Linked DNA regions of Homo sapiens: region 2 is linked to region 1. A link is a loop called in an ENCODE intact Hi-C map of the cell type or tissue named here. Cell type or tissue: gastrocnemius medialis. All regions are shown on one strand. Links, peaks and the distances in the headings refer to the core of each region. The heading gives the core; the rest is flanking DNA.

Evidence for each region. Hi-C counts contacts between places; a loop is a spot of excess contacts. Peaks named below come from ENCODE experiments on the same cell type or tissue, not always from the same donor. Only the 100,000 strongest peaks of a DNase experiment are listed, where the experiment ranks them.
Region 2: a loop joins it to region 1, with 3 times the contacts of the local background. A loop is called at or near these places in 11 of 110 quality-filtered maps.

Annotation. Positions count from the first base shown.
Region 1 is chr17:47,890,280-47,900,416 of GRCh38, forward strand. It overlaps SP2 (Sp2 transcription factor), which reads left to right and starts at 5,957. Exons shown (of 7, transcript NM_003110.6): 1 at 5,957-6,014. The coding sequence starts at 6,008. It overlaps SP2-DT (SP2 divergent transcript), which reads right to left and starts at 5,537. Exons shown (of 3, transcript NR_135480.1): 1 at 5,424-5,537; 2 at 3,621-3,679; 3 at 950-1,302. SP2-AS1 (SP2 antisense RNA 1) reads right to left here. Exons shown (of 3, transcript NR_103857.1): 3 at 8,107-9,024. RefSeq lists silencers at 4,184-4,478, 6,027-6,456 and an enhancer at 9,805-10,137. In gastrocnemius medialis, for the core only: no CTCF peak of the experiment used is centred there; DNase peaks (open chromatin) are centred at 5,812 and 6,352; H3K4me3 peaks cover 2,652 bases; H3K27ac peaks cover 5,604 bases.
Region 2 is chr17:47,690,407-47,699,066 of GRCh38, forward strand. TBKBP1 (TBK1 binding protein 1) reads left to right here and starts at 3,755. Exons shown (of 10, transcript NM_001394755.1): 1 at 3,755-3,788; 2 at 5,673-5,931; 3 at 6,305-6,427; 4 at 6,683-6,787; 5 at 8,189-8,369. The coding sequence starts at 5,707. RefSeq lists enhancers at 3,510-4,190, 4,191-4,870, 4,871-5,551 and silencers at 3,974-4,103, 4,354-4,413, 5,196-5,355. In gastrocnemius medialis, for the core only: no CTCF peak of the experiment used is centred there; DNase peaks (open chromatin) are centred at 3,700, 4,675 and 5,255; H3K4me3 peaks cover 2,950 bases; H3K27ac peaks cover 3,318 bases.

The DNA of each region.
Region 1 (10,137 bases), core at 2,111-10,110:
GAGTGGAATGTCCTTGCTGGAAGATTCCATGGCAGTTGGTGGGGAGCCATCGGCCTGGACAGGGGAACCAGGGGCAGAGGAAGTTGACGAGTTAGGGCAGGGGTCAGGAGTGGCATCCCCGGCAGTGAAGACAGAGATGTGTCTGTATGTGTGCACCAGGGGTGTGGTGTAACAGGGAGATACATCTTATAGCCTCTGTCAATGTTTCATGTTCACAGAAGACTGAGGAAACCTAGATCCCTGAAATCATTGATGGACCCTAGGAGGAAAAAAAAAATTACCCAAATTCATCCAAGCTAGGTGTTTGTCCCATCAGATATTTTTGTGGGTCTGCATATGAGAGAGTCCGGGTTAGAAGTCTGCAACTCTGGGCCGGGAGAAGTCGCTCACGCCTCTAATCCCAGCACTTTGGGAGGTCGAGGCGGGTGGATCACCTGAGGTCAGGAGTTCGAGACAAGCCTGGCGAAAATGGTGAAACCCTGCCTCTACTAAAAATACAAAAATTAGCTGGGCTTGGTGATGCGCACCTGTAAACCCAGCTACTCAGGAGGCTGAGGCAAGAGAATTGGTTGAACCTGGGAGGCGGAGGTTGCAGTGAGCCGAGATCGCATCATTGTACTCCAGCCTGGGCGACAGAGCAAGACACTACCTCAAAAAAAAAAAAAAAAAAGAAGAAGTCTGCAATTTTGATTTCCCCATAAGTAGAAAGGGAAGAGATGAGAAAATAGAAAATCATAGGAGGGGAAAAGGGGAGAAGCAGAGGTTACTGGGAAATCCTTAAGGCAAAACAAGCAGTCTTTAGAAGGCTGGGTCGGCTGTAACTCTTCAAAGGTAAACACCAACAATAAAGCTTGGGTTGTAGCTATGAGTGAGGACCAACAGAGAGTCAAGGGGGCTGGCCTGATATTCTTCTAGTTTCTGGACCAACAGCACCAGTTATGCCACGTGGTTTCATAGGAGGCTCCAGGAGGGATCTGAAGCTTTTTTTTTTTTTAATTATACTTTAAGTTCTAGGGTACACGTGCACAACATGCAGATTTGTTACATAGGTATACATGTGCCATGTTGGTTTGCTGCACCCATCAACTTGTCATTTACATTAGGTATTTCCCCTAATGCTATCCCTCCCCCAGCCCTCCACCCCCCCGACAGACAGCCCTGGTATGTGATGTTCCCTGCCCAGATCTGAGCTTCTTGAGAGCAGAGGCTGTAGTTCCACATCCTTCCCTCCAGGACCCTCCCTCAGCATCCTGGGGGAGAGATGTTCACTGTCTGGTACTGACGGATTAGATGAGGACAACCCTGTGCAAAAAAGGACAAAGAGAATGTCAGGAAGCAGGAAAAGCACAGGAAAGTGAAGAAAGAAGGGGATTCAGAGGTAGACATGGAAGGAGAAGTAAAGTGGAAGTGGAAGAAGCTGGGCCTGAAAGAGAAGGGGTAAGTCCCTGAGAAGTGTTAAAAGGATATAGTCATTCGGTCAGTCAGTAAACATTTACTGTGCACCTACTATAATCAAGCAGTGTGCTGGGAATGGAAGGTGCCATGGTAGACAAGACAAGCATGGGGTTTTTAGTGGTGGAGAATGTGTAGCTTTGCAAGTTAGAAATGGAGAGAAAGTGACAATGTAGAGTAGAAAGAAACTGAAAGCAGTTGGAGACAAAAGGGAAATATCACTGAGAGAACCTGCCTCCAGACACACCAGGGAGGAGATGTCGCCCCTGGTTAAGGTTGACAGACACAGCCAGAACCACCCACTGGCCCTGGCTCTGCGAAGATGGCAGCAGGTAGGGTAGGAAGAGGAGAAATTCAGAAAGGCGAGGGACAGGAGTGGGTGGGGGTGGAGGGCACAGACTTTTCCTTGTTTTTACTTGGGCACCCCCAGTGGGAAGGTATCTTTGGGCTAAGGAGTCCTTCTCCACATTTGGCTGCCCATTGGAATCACCTGAGGAACTCCTTAATGCTGATGCCCCCCAGAGATTCTAATTTCCTAGGATGGGACCCAGACTTCAGAATTTACTAAAAGCTCTTTTAGTGAGTCTCACGTGTGGCCATGGCCGGGTGCAGTGGCTCACGCCTGTAACCCTAGCACTTTGGGAGGCTGAGGTGGGAGGATCGCTAGAGCTCAGGAGTTTGAGACTAGCCTGGGCAACATAGGGAGACCCCAGCTCTACAAAAAATTTAAAAATTAGGTGGGCATGGTGGCGCGCACCTGTAGTCCCAGCTACTTGAGAGGCTGAGGCGGGAGGATCACTTGGGCCCAGGAGGTTGAGGCTGCAGAGACCCTGTCTCAAAAATAATAATAAAAATAAAGGCGGGGCACAGTGGCTCACACCTGTAATCCCAGCACTTCGGGAGGCCGAGGCGGGCAGATCGTGAGGTCAGGAGTTTGAGACCAGCCAGACCAACACAGTGAAACCCCGTCTCTACTAAAAATACAAAAAATAGCCGGGCGTAGTGGCGCGCGTCTGTAATCCCAGCTACTCAGGAAACTGAGGCAGGAGAATCGCTTGAACCCGGGAGGAAGAGGTTGCAGTGAGCTGAGATAGTGCCCCTGTACTCCAGCCTGGGCGACGGAGCAAGTCTCCGTCTCTAAATAAATAAATAAATAAAGTGTGGCCGGGAGAGCACAAGCATTTCCAAGCCGCTGCCTGACCTTCTCCGTCTCTGTTGAAGACAGGGGCCATCTTGAAAGAAAAAATCTCTGAGGAGTTGTGTGGTCACTGGGGGAGCGGGGGTGTTTGTGAAGGAAGCTCTAAGACTCCAATGGGCCTGACAAAAGTATAACGGGGTCTTCTTCTTAGAAAGTGTCCCCTTCCTCCGGGTGCAGTGGCTCACACCTGCAATCCCAGCACTTTAGGAGACTGAGGTGGGTGGATCACTTGAGGTCAGGAGTTTCAGACCAGCCTGGCCAACATGGTGAAACCCTGTCTCTACTAAAAATACAAAAATTAGCCGGGAGTGGTGGTGCGTGTCTGTAATCCCAGCTACTCAGGAGGCTGAGGCATGAGAATCGCTTGAACCTGGGAGGCGGAGGTTGCAGTGAGCCGAGATCACGCCACAGCACTGCAGCCTGGGTGACAGAGCAAGACTCCATCTCGGGGAAAAAAAAAAAAAAGAAAGAAAGAAACAAAAAAAAACAACAAAAAAAAACAAAGGGTTCCCTTCTTTGGCTGTGTCTCTAGTAAGAAGAGTCAGACAGCCTAGAAACAAACAAAACAAGGATAAGGTGACCTTTAAAAGGGCAAAACCAATCAAATAATTCAAAACTACTGCAGAATTCTTCCAAGTATTCACACCCTGTCCTCCGCCCCGTGTGCGCACACTTTTTTTTTTTCACCTCTGCGGTCTTCATGATGGGGCCTCCAGGATAGGAGAAGCATAGCTACCCCGTTTTTCTCCCAGAAGAGGTTTGACAGTGGCCCAGCAGGATATTCAACCCCACCTACCTCCCCCCAAAACCCCTGCACCCTAATACAGGTGAGTCATGGAACCCGGGTGGAGTCCTTGGTTTGACAGTGAAGCAATCTAAACTTGAAAAATGGCCTGGGAACAGAATGTATGGACTATACAAACAAGTCATGCAGGTGTCATTGTATGCAAATATTCATTCTTTAACTCACCTTACATTTCCTGCTGATCCTCCTCTGTGCTGGCCTCAATCCTTCTACCACAGCTCAGTCTAGCAGGAGAGTAAGAAGTGAGAATAAAAGTGTGGAAATAGTGTGTGAGAGAGAAGCTCTTTTGCATGTGCCAGGGCAGCACAGAGGAGGAAGAAGCTATGGCTGGGCAGGAGTGAGGTATGCAGACTTTGAGCAGGGTCTTGAAGGATGCATAGGAGTTTATTTATTTTTCTGAGAGACAGGGTCTCGCTCTGTCACCCAGGCTGGAGTGCAGTGGTGTGATCATAGCTCATTTTAAGTTCAAACTCCCAGGCTCAAGTGATCCACCCACCTCAGCTTCCCAGGTAGCTAGAACTAAAAGTGCGCACCACCACATGCAGCTAATTTTTTTTGTAGAGATGGGGTTTTGCCATGTTGCCCAAGCTGGGTCTCGAAATCCTGGGCTCAAGTGATCCGCCTGCCTCTGGCTTCCCAAAGCACTAGGAATACAGGTGTGAGCCAACACATCCGGCCATGGATGCATAGGGGTTTACCAGAAGGGAAGGGTCACATAGGAAGTCAACTAGTGGAAAAAAGCGTAAGTGTTTAGGAACCTGGAATCTTTCCTGGAGGGAAAAGGGTAGGATTTGTAGGAAGGGAACGGGGGTAGAGGGAGGAGATAAAGCATGAAAGATACACCAGTAAGAGTGTGTCCTCTGGTGGATGCTGAGGTTAAGAAGAAAAAAGAGTGGGAGGACTTTGCCTAGAAAGGAGTTTGGGCTTTATCTAGGAGATACGGATCCCATGAAGGATCTTTACTAGAGGAGTATTATTGTCTAAAGTCTTGTTTTTCAAAGGCTAACACTGAGAGGAGAAGACTGGAAGAGGCTATTAACATTTATTCAGCAATTACTGTGTACCCGGTATTCTGCTCTGCATTTTGTATTATCACACCAACCTTTTCTAGCAGTGTTTTTCAAACTGCCAGTCATGATCAACAAGAAGGAGAATAAGATAGGATAGGATAAGCATAGAAACTATCAGTGCGTCACAAGTAGTAAGCATTGTTTTCGGAAACTTTATGACACTCTCATACAAATAGCAGTGTACTGGTCTGTATGCAAAATGTATTTCTCTTGATGGACTATGTTTTTTTTTGTTTGTTTTTTTTTTTTTTTTTTTTAAGCCATCGCGCTAAGGTGTAGGTGTGATTAACCTCGTTTTACTGATGAGGACATGAAGCTCAGGGAGTTTCGGTACCCTGCCTAAGTTAGTGGGATGTGTAGGTTTCAAACCCAGACTGGTCTGAAGCCAGAATGGATTCCCTCACTAAGCTAGGCAGCCTTCCCAAGTTCTCGGAAGAGACTTGGGAGCAAAGATAAACCTACCCGCCTAGTGCCTACCAAGTGCTTTACCTCATCTCAAGAAGGTAAGGGTAAGTGGGGCAGAGGCCAAGCAGTACTTCTCAAACTCAAGCGTGCAATTCTGTCCACGCGAGGCCCTTGCTAAAATGCAGATTCTAGGCACGCCCCGTGAAGTACCGAGTCGGATTAGGAGAGGCGGCCAGGGGAGCCTGCCTTTAGAAAGAGCTTCGGATGATTCAGATGCACACGTTTGGGACCGTGGGCTATGGGGGTCGCCGCAATAACCATGTGAGGATTAACGGGGGCTTAACCGATTGTGAAAATCCCCTTAGAAGTGTCGCGTAAACAACCCCAACTCCCACTATGGTGCCGGACCCCAGTGCCTCACTGTACAAAGTCGCCCCTCCCCAGGCGACAACGAGAGAGGGACTAAATAAAAGGTTGATGGCTTTCCACTCACCAGGCATGGGGTTGAGTGGCAGCCGGCTACTGCCGAAGAGCAGGTAAAAGCTCCTGCCACACCTGGGCGAGACTGGACTTAGGGCGCAATGTATATGCTATTTCTGGGGCATTTGTGGGCCTCACCCTAAGGACTTCTGATTGGCTTCAGGGCAGATCTATCATTCATCCTCTGGGTTAGAGGTGGGTGGAAGGTCAACCTCGACCAATACAAAAGCACTCTTCGGCTAAGCCCCTCCCCTTCCAGCTTCCTGTTGCTGTACATCAACCACCCAGCGGGCGGGACTTTGCCTCCCTCCAATTGGCTGATGCACATGTCACTCATTATTCAATTGGCTTTCGGTTGGTGCGCTCTACCGTCCATCAGTGACATTGCACAGACCTATTGGTCAAATCAACGTCGCTCTAGACGCCTCTGGTTGATTGGTTAATAGTGCTGTCGGTCCCCAATGTTCCAAGCGCTTATTGGTGAAGGCTGCCGTCGCTCGGGCGGTGGCGGGCTCCGGGATTGGCGGTTGCTTGGCGGGCGGTGTCAGGCTCTCGGTGGCGGCGGAGGCGGCGGAGGCCAGGGAGGAAGATGTCGTAATGAGCGGTGGGTCCCGGCCGCTGCCGGCGGGGTCTTCCCGGCCCCCAAGGGTCAGGAAGACGGGCAGAGGCCGCGGGGAGAGGGAGCCGAGGCCGGGGGTTCCCCCCTGGGGCTGGGTCTGGCGTCGGGGCCCGGCTTCAGGAGGGGCGGGGGAGGGAGGATTCCCGCCCGGAGGAGGAGCGGGGCTGGCCAGCCGGGCGGAGGCACCCGGAAGGGGGCGTTCGACTCCCCGCCCCCTCGGAGCCCGCCGGGCGGGAGGGCGGCGCTTCCGGGGGCCGGCGAGAGGAGCGGGCACCGGGGTGGCCTGGCACCCCTCGGACGGGTGCCGACCCACTTCAACGCCGCTCTCCCGCCTGGGCGAACTATGCCTGGGTCGGCTCTGAGGAGGCAGCCAACAGCCCTTGTGTTCGCCCCGTGTCTGAGAGGCCTTCCTGCACTCTTAACTGTAGATGCCCACCAGCGATTCAGGGCTCCCCGGAGAACAGAGAGGGGCGAGGGAACGCTTGAGACCCGGACGCTGCCAACCAGATGGGCACTGCTCGGCATCGACGACAGCCCGGTTACTGATATATCCCCAGTCGGGCGATGGTGTCAGGACACGAGAGCACTCCCTGGGCAGATGACCTCTCACCGGGGAGTGGGCAAAAACCTTCCTTTAATGTTTTTACTTGGATCCTTGATCTTCCAGCTAGATATCTGCAAGCTCTTAGCAGAATTGTGAGAAGTTTGAGAACTTCTTGCCAGAGCTCCCAGCCTGTTACTTGACGCCCCGTAGGGGAGACTACTGCAGTCCCAAAGCTCAGGCGCAAACAATCTTAAGGAATTACAGAAGAAATAAAACAAAATAGATACTCGCTCTCTTCCTGTACCCACCTCCATCCCCATTGCTGACTTACGGTTTTCAGCCTCTTATCCATGCTTCTTATGTTTCCTTGCCAGCGGCTTTCTAATTTTAGTTCAGAAGGAACTATGTTTTCTCCTCTGGGCAACTGAGAAACCTGTCCTCACTGCATTCCTTGGTTTTGATTGCAATATCCTGTCATGTTTGTTTCTTAATTAACTTCATCCAAGGGGACTCAGTCTGGCCTTTCTCAGTGCATTCTCCCAAAGTTCTTTCTTCTTCTGAGGTTACTTCTTGTTCACTTATTGTTTCCTAGAGAAAGGTATGAGCCAGTAGATCTGCTTTAAACAATGAATTGGCCCAAGTTTCCCGTTTACAGATTTCATTACAGATGGACACTGTTTCAAGGTGCACTGGCATGCACTGTCTAAAACGGTTTCATGCTGTACCCCAGAAGGCATTCAGTTTCACAGTGGAGGGCTGTATTGAGTTGGTATTCTGGATGATACAATTTTTAGGGCTAGAAAGTTTAGAGTGTTGGCTGGCTCACAGGCTGCAAAGGAAATAATGGTGGAGTCCAGACCACAGCAGTAATTTCAATTACTAACACAAAGAAACCCATTGTCTGCAATAATGAATATAACTGCAGTGTCTTGTTTTGTTTTAAATTCTTGTGTGCGATGAAGGGGGCGAATCTATCAGACAACCTATCAATTGGGCTGATGATGTCAGTGTTCCAGTGGCTTCTAACAGGCGTTAATACCTGTTGGAAATGGATTATCATTGGCTGGGACGATTGGTAAGTTTTCTAATTCTAGTTCTTCCTCTTGGTTGTACAGAGGCTTAACCTCTTTGGTTAAAAGCAACTACAAGAAAAAAAGCGAGTCTGACATAATTATGAACCCCCCTGAGCTAGGCTGCTGAAGCCAGAAACTCTTTGCCAAGGAGACCCAAGTAGAGTTTGTTAATAATCGGATCCTCACCTGACTGCCCAACGGGGAGAACTGGCTCCGGGAGAAAGAGTTTGGCATCACTCTGGACAGCAGATAGACTGGCCACTTTTTTCTCTCAGATTCTATTAAAGTTTGGGCCTCTGGAGAGGCCTGTCAGAGAGGAGAAAAGAAATTATAAGATTTGGGCAAATGTCTGGGGTAAAGAAGCTTTATGGCATTTCAGCAAGTAGAGTGGTTGGTTCATTTGGATATTTTGGCCTTGAACTTCTTATTTCTTCTGGTGGTTAATACCAGCTTTTTGGAGAAGTTGAACAGTCCTTTGCTATAGGTCTGTGGCAGATCCCAAGTACTGTCAGCAAGTATAGTATTGCCCAACCAGGGCCCTTATGAAGACATTTTAAACTTGTTGCAGCCAACCAGTAGACCTTAGTATTGGCTTGGTTTCAGCCATCTTCTAAACCTTGCCCACTCATTTCTGTGATAGATATGTATAACATGTTTTTTTTCTAATACTTATTTTTTCACACACACCCCCCTTTTCTGTATACACAAAAATTGGAAACCCTGCTTCCAAACACTGAAAAACTTAGGATATTTTGGATCAGGTGGACAATGGCTATGGAATGAAAGATGCAGAGAAACACTGCTTTAAAGAGTATGTAGAGAGTTACAGAGTTTAGGGATGCAGTAGCGTGAACACTTCTGAGTTTACAAGATTTAACCTCATGGCCCCATCTTAAATCTTGCGGGCTGCAAACCTGGAGTAAAATCTGTTCAGGGAAGCTCATATGCTTTCTTACAAGTTCATTGGGTGATATGTCTGGAGTTTTCCCTTTTTGCAACTGACTTGGATTTGTCGGAATTTCTTCCCAGCACCTACAGGCTGAACTAAACCAGTATCCAGTACATTTCTGGGCTGATAAATGGACATCATTTTGGAATGCATTTGTTGCTTTTTTGCTTGTTTTTGCCTTGCTTTTGTTTTGGATATGCGTGCAACTCCTTGTATGACGTTGTCTAGACCTGTTGTAGGAGGAAAAAAAGTTCTTTCTCTTTATTTCTTCCCTTGTAGAGCCAACACTTAGATCTTTATGTTTCTGAAATGTAGTTGAGTGTCTTTTTAAAGATGCTCTTCCTCAATTATCAGCAGATCTTTTTTTGGCTAGCAGCATTCTCTTAGGAGACCTTGGGGTGGAGGAGGTCTCACTTTTCTGTCAGCAATCTATTGGAGCAAGGTGGAAAGATGAGTGAAGAGGGTAAAAATATGTGACATTTCTTTTTTTAAAATAATAGAGGCATAGTCTCTCTATGTCAGGCTGGTCTCAAAACTCCTGGCCTCAAGCAATCCTCCCACCTCAGCCTCCCAAAGTGCTGGGATTACAGGCATGAGCCACTGTGCCTAGCCAACATGGGACATTTCTAACTCGAGGGTATTGTCAGGCCATGTAGGAAAGGGAGCAGAGATTGCCCTTGAGGAGATGCTCCCAGGTGGCAGATTTGTCCTACTTGATAGATTCCAAAATGGAAAACGGATTTTTCTGCTGCCTCTGGGGACACTGAAAAAAGAACCTCCACATGAGTTCAGAGGCAGCACCGGCAGCTTAGGGGAAGTCATGGCTTCCACTGCGTGTCTAGGAAGCGCTCTTTCAGGATGCTCTGAGGCTGCCACTGGCACAGGGGAATACTGTGCTTCTCATCAGACTGGGCTGCGGGCTGATGTGCTCTTGGGAGATGAGCTCTGCTCAGGAGCAAGAGGTTGTGAAAGGGCTGATGTTTCTTAGGCTCCCCCAATGAGCAGCTCCAAGCAGTGCTGAGATGTCTAGGCCGTTTGTGTCACAGGACAAGCACACTTGCAGACCCAACTGTTGGAATCCTTCATTGGCATATCATTCCCATTGCTGCTGTTTGTCTCCACATCAGAATTGCTTGCTATACTTAGCCAGAAGCCCTGCCACATTGCAGTGCAGAGGCTTAGCTTTCTTGTTTTTGTTGCTGAGTGCTCTGAGATACCAGTTTGTCCCTTTGTGGTGATTTAGGCAGTTAGGTGGCCTTTGATCTCATTCACAGAGTAAAAATGGCTCAGGAGGAGCCAGCAGACACTAGCGTACACATTTCCAAATGTCATCTTTCTAGAGCCTTCTCTTTGGGGTTGTCACCTCTCCTATAGAATTTGGTAGAATCACAAAGTGGTCTCCAAGAGAGTGTGAATAGGAAGTAAGAGTGAGCAGGCAGGCCATGTAATTGGAAGTGGAATATCTCTGCTCTCAATTGATAATTAGGAATCTTCTTAGATCAGCCTAGAAGAAAACAGACCAAGACATTTCCCAGCCTCCAA
Region 2 (8,660 bases), core at 1-8,000, 200 kb before region 1:
AGCAAGAGTCATGGGAGTGGGAGAGTCTCCCTGGTGGTTTCCAAGGAGGAAACACTGGCAGGGCCTGGCTCTGGGGGCCTGCATTTGCACTGTCTCTCCTACCTTAACGATTGGAGGTGGGTCCTCTGTTATCACACCTGTGAAGGCCATTTAGAAATGTTTTACAACTCATGCCTGACCACTGTCCACCACTTTCCCCACTGTCCTCCCACTGTGGCTCCTATCCCCTTCACCATCTCCCCTATTATTGTCTCCACCATGATGAGCCCTGCCAATACCAGGGGCTCTTAAAAGGGATTCAGACCAGCTGGGCATGGTGTCTCACGCCTGTAATCCCAGCACTTTGGAATGCCGAGGCAGGCGGATCACGAGGTCAGGAGATCGAGACCCCATCTCTACTAAAAATACAAAAAATTAGCTGGGCGTGGTGGCGGGCGCCTGTAGTTCCAGCTACTCAGGAGGCTGAGGCAGGAGAATGGCATGAACCTGGGAGGCGGAGCTTGCAGTGAGCGGAGACCACGCCACTGCACTCCAGCCTGGGTGACAGAGCGAGACTCCGTCTCATAAAAAAATAAAAATAAAAATAAAAAGGGTATTCAGACCAATGTTCAGCTTTCTCAGATGAGGAAACAGGCCTAGAAAAGTGAAGTAGTCTTAAGTCACACTGCCTCATTTATTTATTCATTCAACAAAGAACATACTTTCTTACTCTTTTAAGATTTAGCTTAGCCAGGTGCGGTGGCTCATGCCTGTAATCACAGCACTTTGGGAGGCCGAGGCAGGTGGATGGCTTGAACCCAGGATTTTGAGAGCAGCCTGGGCTACATGGTGAAACCTTGTCTCTACAAAAAATACAAAAATTAGCCGGGCGTGTGGCATACGCCTGTAGTCCCAGCTGAGGCGCAAGCCACCACGCCTGGAGACTGAGGTGGGAGGATCACCTTAGCCCAGGAGGGCGAAGCTGCAGTGAGCCAAAATTGCACCACTGCACTCCAGCCTGGGCGCCAGAGAAAGACCCTGTCTTTTAAAAAAAAAAAATTGTAAGAGCTCATCAAGGAGACCTTCTCTGAATACTGTGAAGCAGATCCCATCCTCCCATTCTTCTCTAGTACTGCCCCTTGGTGTTTCTTTTTATCCTTTATCACAATTTCCTTCCTTCCTTCTTTCCTTCTTTCTTTTTTTTGAGACGGAGTTTCGCTCTTGTCACCCAGGCTGGAGTGCAATGGGGTCACCTCGGTTCACTGCAACCTCTACCTCCTGGGTTCAAGCAATTCTTCTGCCTCAGCCTCCCGAGTAGCTGGGATTACAGGGACCCACCGTCATGCCTGGCTAATTTTTGCATGTTTAGTAGAGACGGGTTTCACCATGTTGGTCAGGCTGGTCTCAAAGTCCTGACCTCAGGTGATCTGCCTGCCTCAGCCCCACAAAGTGCTGGGATTACAGGCATGAGCCACTGTGCCTGGTCCTTTATCACAATTTCTAGTGGTTTTACTTATTCATCTTTTTATTTTTCTGACTTCTCTACCATACTGCAAGCTCTAAGAGAGCAAGAGACATGTATACCTGTCAGAGACATGTTCAGCACTGTATTCTCAGCACCCAGCACATAATAGATGTTCAAGAAATCTTTGCCGAATAAATATACAACGAGCAGGTACCAACCCTCAGGGCACCTTAGAATACAAGGATGGATGGGATATAATCTCTGCTCTCAGAACTGCCTGGTATGAGCAGCAGAACTAGAAATGGAGAATGCAATGAGATCAGGTCCAGATTGGGGGAGGGGGAGGATTTTAGGGCACCTAAACCAGGCCTAATGGACTTTTGCCACCAACCACCTAGAACCAAGGATAGAAGCATTTGGCTGCACCCTGCCAGGTGACTCAATTAGGCCCTGAGCATCCAAGCAGCAGCAGGGGGCTGATGACTCATCCCAGACAGTGTGTGCTTAGAGGGTCCTGGGACCCCTTTTTCCAGTGAGGGAGGGCTTGCCAGTTGGTCTTATGGGTCCTGTTTGTGGCCAAGTCCAAGGTCACCGAGGGTCCCAGAGACAACCCTACACCTCCTAGTCTAGCCTCCAATCTTTTGCCTGGTCCCTTGCTTCAGAAGAGATCTTGGGGAGTACTAGGGAAAGGAACATCTGCCTAGCCCTTGGGATTAGTGGGGTGACAGATGTCCCCACTGGTTTGCCTTCATATCTAGAGGGTAGATAGGTCATCCCACATGGTTCAGAGAAAGCTAGTGCCTCAGAGAACAAGTGGCTGACCTGCCTTCCTGTTCTGGACTACAAACGGGAGCCAGTGCTGGCAGGAAAGACTGAAAGGGAACCCAGCAGGAGGAGGAGGAAGGAAGCCACTGAGAATCCCCCCTTCTATGAAGAGAATGAGTCTAGAGCTCTGGCTGGCTCTCCTGGTAGAAGCTCACCTCTCAGTCCAATTTTCTCCCAGCAGTGAGGAAAGATGGCAGCTGCTGCTTTTCAAAGCTCAGAGAGAGCAAGAAACCTTTTCCTTCCATCCTCCCCCTCGGAGATTCCCACCCCCATCCCACCTCAGGAGCCAAAAAGGTAGGCTCAGGTTCCCAGCAGTCTTCGCAGCTAAGGCTGAATCTGCCAAAAGCCCCCGCCCAGCTTATCCCCTGCTTCCGGGCTTTGCCTCCCTGTCCACAGAGGATGCTCTTCAGCCAGAGTGCTCCAGGGTTCCCCTGATCATTCTCTACCTGCAGCTAGGCTGACCATGCCTCTGTCCACATTATTTAATCCACCAGGCAATACTCAAAATGACATCGTTAACACTTCCTGAGCATTCGCAGGCTGCTGTATTTAGTTCTGATCCCCATTCTTCCTCCATGAGAGTGCTTAGGTGGGGCATGATCTCCAGCTTAGAAAGGTTAAGGTAACTTGCCCAAGGTCACACAGCAGGAAAGTAGCAAAAAACTTGTTTCTCTTGCCCAGCAGTTTGGCAGGTGCTCAAATAATCTTTGTGCACAGGGTGACATCTGTTGTTTCTTCATTTCCCTGACCTGTGGGTACTTGAGGGTGGCCGGGGAGTGGTGTGTGGGGAGGGAGATGGCTGTCCTTCTTCATGAATGAATCTTTGACCTCCTTAGTTTACTCTCACTTCCAAAGAAGTTACAGCTTTAATCTCTCTGTACCCTATGTTCAATGTATTTATCGCAGCAATGCCCCTTTTACCAAGAGCAACGAAGAGCAGGTCTAATGATTTCCTTCTCAAAAGCGCAAAGACCAAAAAAAAAAAAAAAAAGCCAGATAAATAGCCCCACTTCCTCCCCAAATATACAGCCCATAACTAAACAACCAAAACAACCAAAGCATCAGCCGGGCCCCTGCACTGACCGCAGACGCCCCCAACACACGCCACCACGCCACACTGCGCCGGGAGGCGTCGGGGAGGGGGCGCCAGCGCGGGCCGCTGGCGCCGCAGGGAGCCGGTGGGCTCCGGGCGCGCTGCCAGGAAGGGCCGCACCGTAGGGGCCGCCGCCTCTCGCCACGTGGTGGTGGCAGCGGCGGGGTCCGGGGCGCCTTCCCAGCTGGAGAAACCCGGAGCAGCCGGGGAGGAGGAGGCGGAGGAGGCGGCGGCGGCGGAGGAGGAGCGGGGCGGACGGGAGGGAGGGGGTTGGGGGGAGGGGTGGGGGGTGGGGAGAGACCCGGCGGCGGCGACAGGGCGAGGAGCAGAGCGCGGTACCAGGGGGGTGGGGGCACTGGTGCCCGTTTGGGGAGGGAGCAGGCGGAGGGGGTAAGCTGCGATTACAAGCAGGAACCGGCAGCAGCTGTGAGTCCCCGGCTGGGGCTAGGGCTGGGGGAGGGGAGCGGCGCCCGGGCTGGGCCCCAGGGGTCGCGGGGTGGGCAGGAGGAGGCGGCAGGAGGGCGGCTGGCAGCCGCACGGGATGGCTGGGAGGGAAGGGGTCCGGTGTCGGCCGCCCTCATCCCCTCGCGTCCCCCTCCGCCGCCGTTCCTCAGGCCGCGCCACTCCCGGAGCCCCTTCCCCGGCCCCGAGAGGGTGTCCGGGGGCCCAGGGCTCGGCCGGTTGTGGGGGAGGGGGCTGCGTGGTCTCGGCCCCCGAGAGGGGAGGGGCGACAATTTCTGTCGGCCGAGCGAAAGGGGTTTAAAGGGCGGCTCTTAAAGGGGCCGCAGGAGGGGCCCGGGCCGACAGAGGCACTCACCCCTTCCCCAGCCGCCTTCCATTGCGCTCACCCGGGCGCTGGGCCCAGAGAGGAATGCGGAGGAAGGAGGCATTTGTGGTGCGGCCTCGGGGACAGAGCCCCGCCAGCGGGGTGGGCGCAGAGGGGCGGGCGGGGGTCTGGGGGGGTGTGGTAAGCGCTGGCGCGCGGAGCTGGGGGGAGGGGATGGCGTGGGAAGGAGAGGGTTAAAGGTGGGGCCGGCCCTACAAACGCGCGCACACACTCCTTACTCAGACCCAGTCACTCGCGTTTCCCTGGCACTTAGATGGGCCTGTGGGTGGCGGAGGGGGGGGGGTGGATTGAATTGGAGCCTGCGCCGGAGCCCTTTGCACCCCAAGCTCCTGCAGCCCGACCTGGGGGCCCCGCTGTCTGAACTCACAGCTCCCTGCCGAGCCCCCTCTCCGGGGTGCACATAACGCTCCAGCGCGCGCACACACCTCGGACAGTCCCCTCGCGTCTCACGTGACACGCGGCCCGGACGTGCCACCCTGCCCACGCGCTCACGCACGCGTGCACACACCAGCCTCCTGGTCGCTGCCCCACTCCGTCCCGACGCCCCTGCGACCCCGAAGGCACTCATTGACTGACACACCTACACTCATTCACAGACGCACACTCCCCCCATACGCCAACCCCAGACACACATTCATAACCAGGCCCGAGAGAAGTACACACGCACCCCCTCACTGCCTACTCCTGCTTTCGGGAGCCTGAGTCATTCCTGCCCCCTCGTAGGGTTCCCCATTTCCCGGTGCGCGGGCACCCTGAGACAGCCTTGGGAATTCGTTCGCGTCCCCTTCCACCTGGGTCCCCTTCCCCAGTTTGCGCCCCGTAACACTCAGCCAAGGACTTCCTGTGGGTCCCAGGTCAGGGGCCAAGGGGTCCTGGACCGCTGCCACAGCCCCGGTGCGCCCGGGGGAGGCGCTTCCTTTTCCTGAACTCTGGGATCCTGCGGGAGGAAGTGGGGAAGTTGGGCGGGGGTGCAGCCGAGGGCGTGCCGACTGTGGAGGGGCCGACCCTCGCGCAGCTCTGGGCCTTCCTTGGGGAGGAGCTGGGGTGCCAGAGGCCCAGGCTGAGGAGCTTGGCGGCGAGGTATTTGGGGAAGTAAGGCCTGGGGTGGAGAAGCGCGGAGGAATGGGCCGGGCCCGGCTGGGAAGGCAGCCCTCTCCCATCCACAGGTCTCCCTGGGTTCTGGCAGGAGCCTGCCCCTGCTGCCGGCCTGGCTTACTTGTCCCTACTTGTCAACACCCTGGCAGCGGGGTCTTCACCTGGTTCCAGCCCCTTTTCCCCAAGGCGGCAGAGAGGATGGGGCTGAGGAGTCTGGGAAGGGGCCATGGGAGTCCCTGCTGAGCTCGGGGCAGGAAGTTTCTGGGTTGCATCTTAGCCGGCCCCAGGGAGTGCAGAGCCAGGGAGAGGGGTACCAGGGACAAACCCTAGACAGACGGCCCTGTCCACGGTTGCTCCTGCTCTCCTAGGAGGCCCCGTGTGGGCCGCGGCCCGGCCCTCACCATGGAGTCCATGTTCGAGGACGACATCAGCATCCTGACGCAGGAGGCCCTGGGGCCTAGTGAGGTGTGGCTGGACAGTCCCGGAGACCCCTCGCTTGGGGGCGACATGTGCTCCGCCTCCCACTTTGCCCTCATCACTGCTTACGGAGACATCAAGGAACGGCTGGGGGGCCTGGAGAGGGAGAACGCCACCCTCCGACGCCGCCTCAAAGTCTACGAGATCAAGGTCAGAACTTGGAGAGGAGGGCGCCTGATAGAGTGTATGGGATGGGGAGGGGGACTGGGAATCTGGTAGATACCAGGGATCCAAAAGAGGGGTCACTGTGCAGACTCTTGGGAACTTGAGGGTCTCCCATGAGAGACGTGGCTGTTCCGGATGCGAACTGTCTCCTGTTGGCTTCAGAAGGGCTGGATCTGGGATCTAAAACAGATCCGGTGGGTGGGAGATGGCTACAGACCCATGGGAATTGGGATCCCACTAGCCAAGGAGAAGGAGGGTCAAAGGTCTGAGGCAGGTTGTGGGTTGGGGGCACAGCCAGGCTGAGGCCTGGGCTGGGCACCCGGGAATCCACTCTCCTGAAGCTCCACCCCACCTGCAGTACCCACTGATCAGTGACTTTGGAGAGGAGCATGGCTTTTCTCTGTATGAAATCAAGGATGGCTCCCTGCTGGAGGTGGAGAAGGTCAGCCTGCAGCAACGGCTCAACCAGTTCCAGCATGAGGTGAGCCTACCAGGCTGGGCGCACCCCCTGAGCATCTTGCTCCAGTCTGTTTCTGATACCCTTCCCTCCACACCCCCCAGCATCTGGCCTCTGCCCTTTGATTAGAGATGGCCAGGTCCTCCCTAAGCCCAGCTGCAGCTCCTCCTGCCCCTCCATAGGGTGCTGGGAGTGGGGGTGGGGAGGTGCAGGGAGCTCTCCAACTCCAAGTCCAGTGTGGGACTGACCCTGTGGTGGGGCCCTCTGGGCCTCATCCAGTTACAGAAGAACAAGGAGCAGGAAGAACAGCTTGGAGAGATGATCCAGGCCTACGAGAAACTCTGCGTGGAGAAGAGTGACTTGGAGACAGAGCTGAGGGAGATGGTGAGGCCTGGGGAGCCGGAGGTGCTTGAGGATGTGTAGCTGGTTGTGTGTGTGCATGTGTGCATTTAGTTCTGTGTGTGAGGATTCCAGCCTGTGACAGTGCAGTCCCATGTGTCACACATCACTTGTTTGTGCCCTGCTTGTGTTCATGTGTATCTGTGAGTGCCCGCCCATTTGCCCTTGTGAGGGAGACTGCATGTGTTATCCATGTTGCGGTGTCTGTGTGCATCCTGGCCATGCAGTGGCCCCGTGGGAACCTCTGTCTCTGTGTGTATGCCTGGCTGTCACGCTGGGGTGACCCTGTGCCTGTGAGCACTGCCCTGGCTCTCACGCTGGGGTGACCCTGTGCCTGTGAGCACTGCCCTTGGGAGGCTGTGAGGGTGAGGGCAGAGGTGACCAGGAGTGTGTGACTGCTAGGATGGGCCTGTGCTTGGGTGTGCTTCCGAGTCAGGGTATGGCTGTGCCGGTGAGCAGGTCAAAATCAAGAGACAGGCCAGGTATGGTGGCTCACGCCTATAATCTCAGCACTTTGGGAGGTTAAGGAGTTTGAGACCAGCCTGGGCAACATAGTGAAACCCCATCTCTACAAAAAATACAAAAAAGAAGTTAGCCAGGTGTGGTGGTGCACACCTGTGGTCCCAGCTACTCAGGAGGCTGAGGTGGGAGGATCGCTTTAGCCCAGGAGATCGAAGCTTTGGTGAGCCAAGATCAAGCCACTGCACTCCAGCCTGGGTGACATAGCCAGACCCTGTCTCCAAAAAAAAAAAAAAAAAAAAAAAAAATCAGGAGACATGGTCTCAGCCAACCCTAAGCTATGACCTCAGTTAAGTCACTTAGCCTCCATCCCTCCTCTGAAAAGTGGGGCAAATATTAACACCCTCACCAGGTTGTGGTGAGGGTGATGGGGCATTCATGTATAGATGCTTTGCCTTCATAATCATAGATATTTATGTGGCACTCGGGGTGTGCCAGGCACTGTTCTTTTCACCTGGCATACACTAGCTCATTTTAATTCTCAAAACAACCCTAAGAGGTGAGTGTGGGACTGTTATCCCCATTTTATGGATCAGGTGGGTGAAGTCCAGAAGCTCTTGTCATGTATGCAAATGGAAGTTCTGATGCTCCTGAGGGGGGCTGGCCTCCAAACAGGGGGCTGAGTGTTCTTTTAAGTGTCCCTGTGTGTTAATGACAGAGCAGGGGCATTAACTTGACCTCGCCAGGGGCAACAGCCCGCAACAGCTGCATTGCGGTGGCTGAGAGGAGACTTTGCACTCACAGCCACTTGGAGAGTGGGCTTGGGATGTGTGACCTGGGGCCTCTGCTGTAGTCTGGGGTGATGACTCTCCAGACATGGGGAAGTCCTGGGCCTGTGCAGACCCTCCCCTCTGTCTCTCTCTCCAGAGGGCCCTGGTGGAGACGCACCTGCGTCAGATCTGTGGTTTGGAGCAGCAGCTGCGGCAACAGCAAGGCCTCCAGGATGCAGCCTTCTCCAACCTGAGCCCACCGCCAGCCCCCGCCCCTCCCTGCACTGATTTAGACCTGCACTACCTGGCACTGAGAGGGGGATCTGGCTTGAGTCATGGTGAGATCTCAGTGACCCCGACTTACCTCCTAGTCCCCAACCCCCATTTCAACATTCCTAGACACCTCGCACTTACTTACCATCCCATTTGTAATATAATCTATTTCTCCATAATCATCCCATCCTCCCTTACCTGCTGTCCCCTCACCTCACCCACTGTTACCCTAATTTCTCCCCTTCTAACTCGGTCATTCCTGATCACCTCGTTGCAATTCCTGTGCCTGCCAGCAGAGGGCGCCCCCACCCAGAGTCCCCCCGCCCCGTCTCTGGCTGTGACTAGGAGAGGCCCTT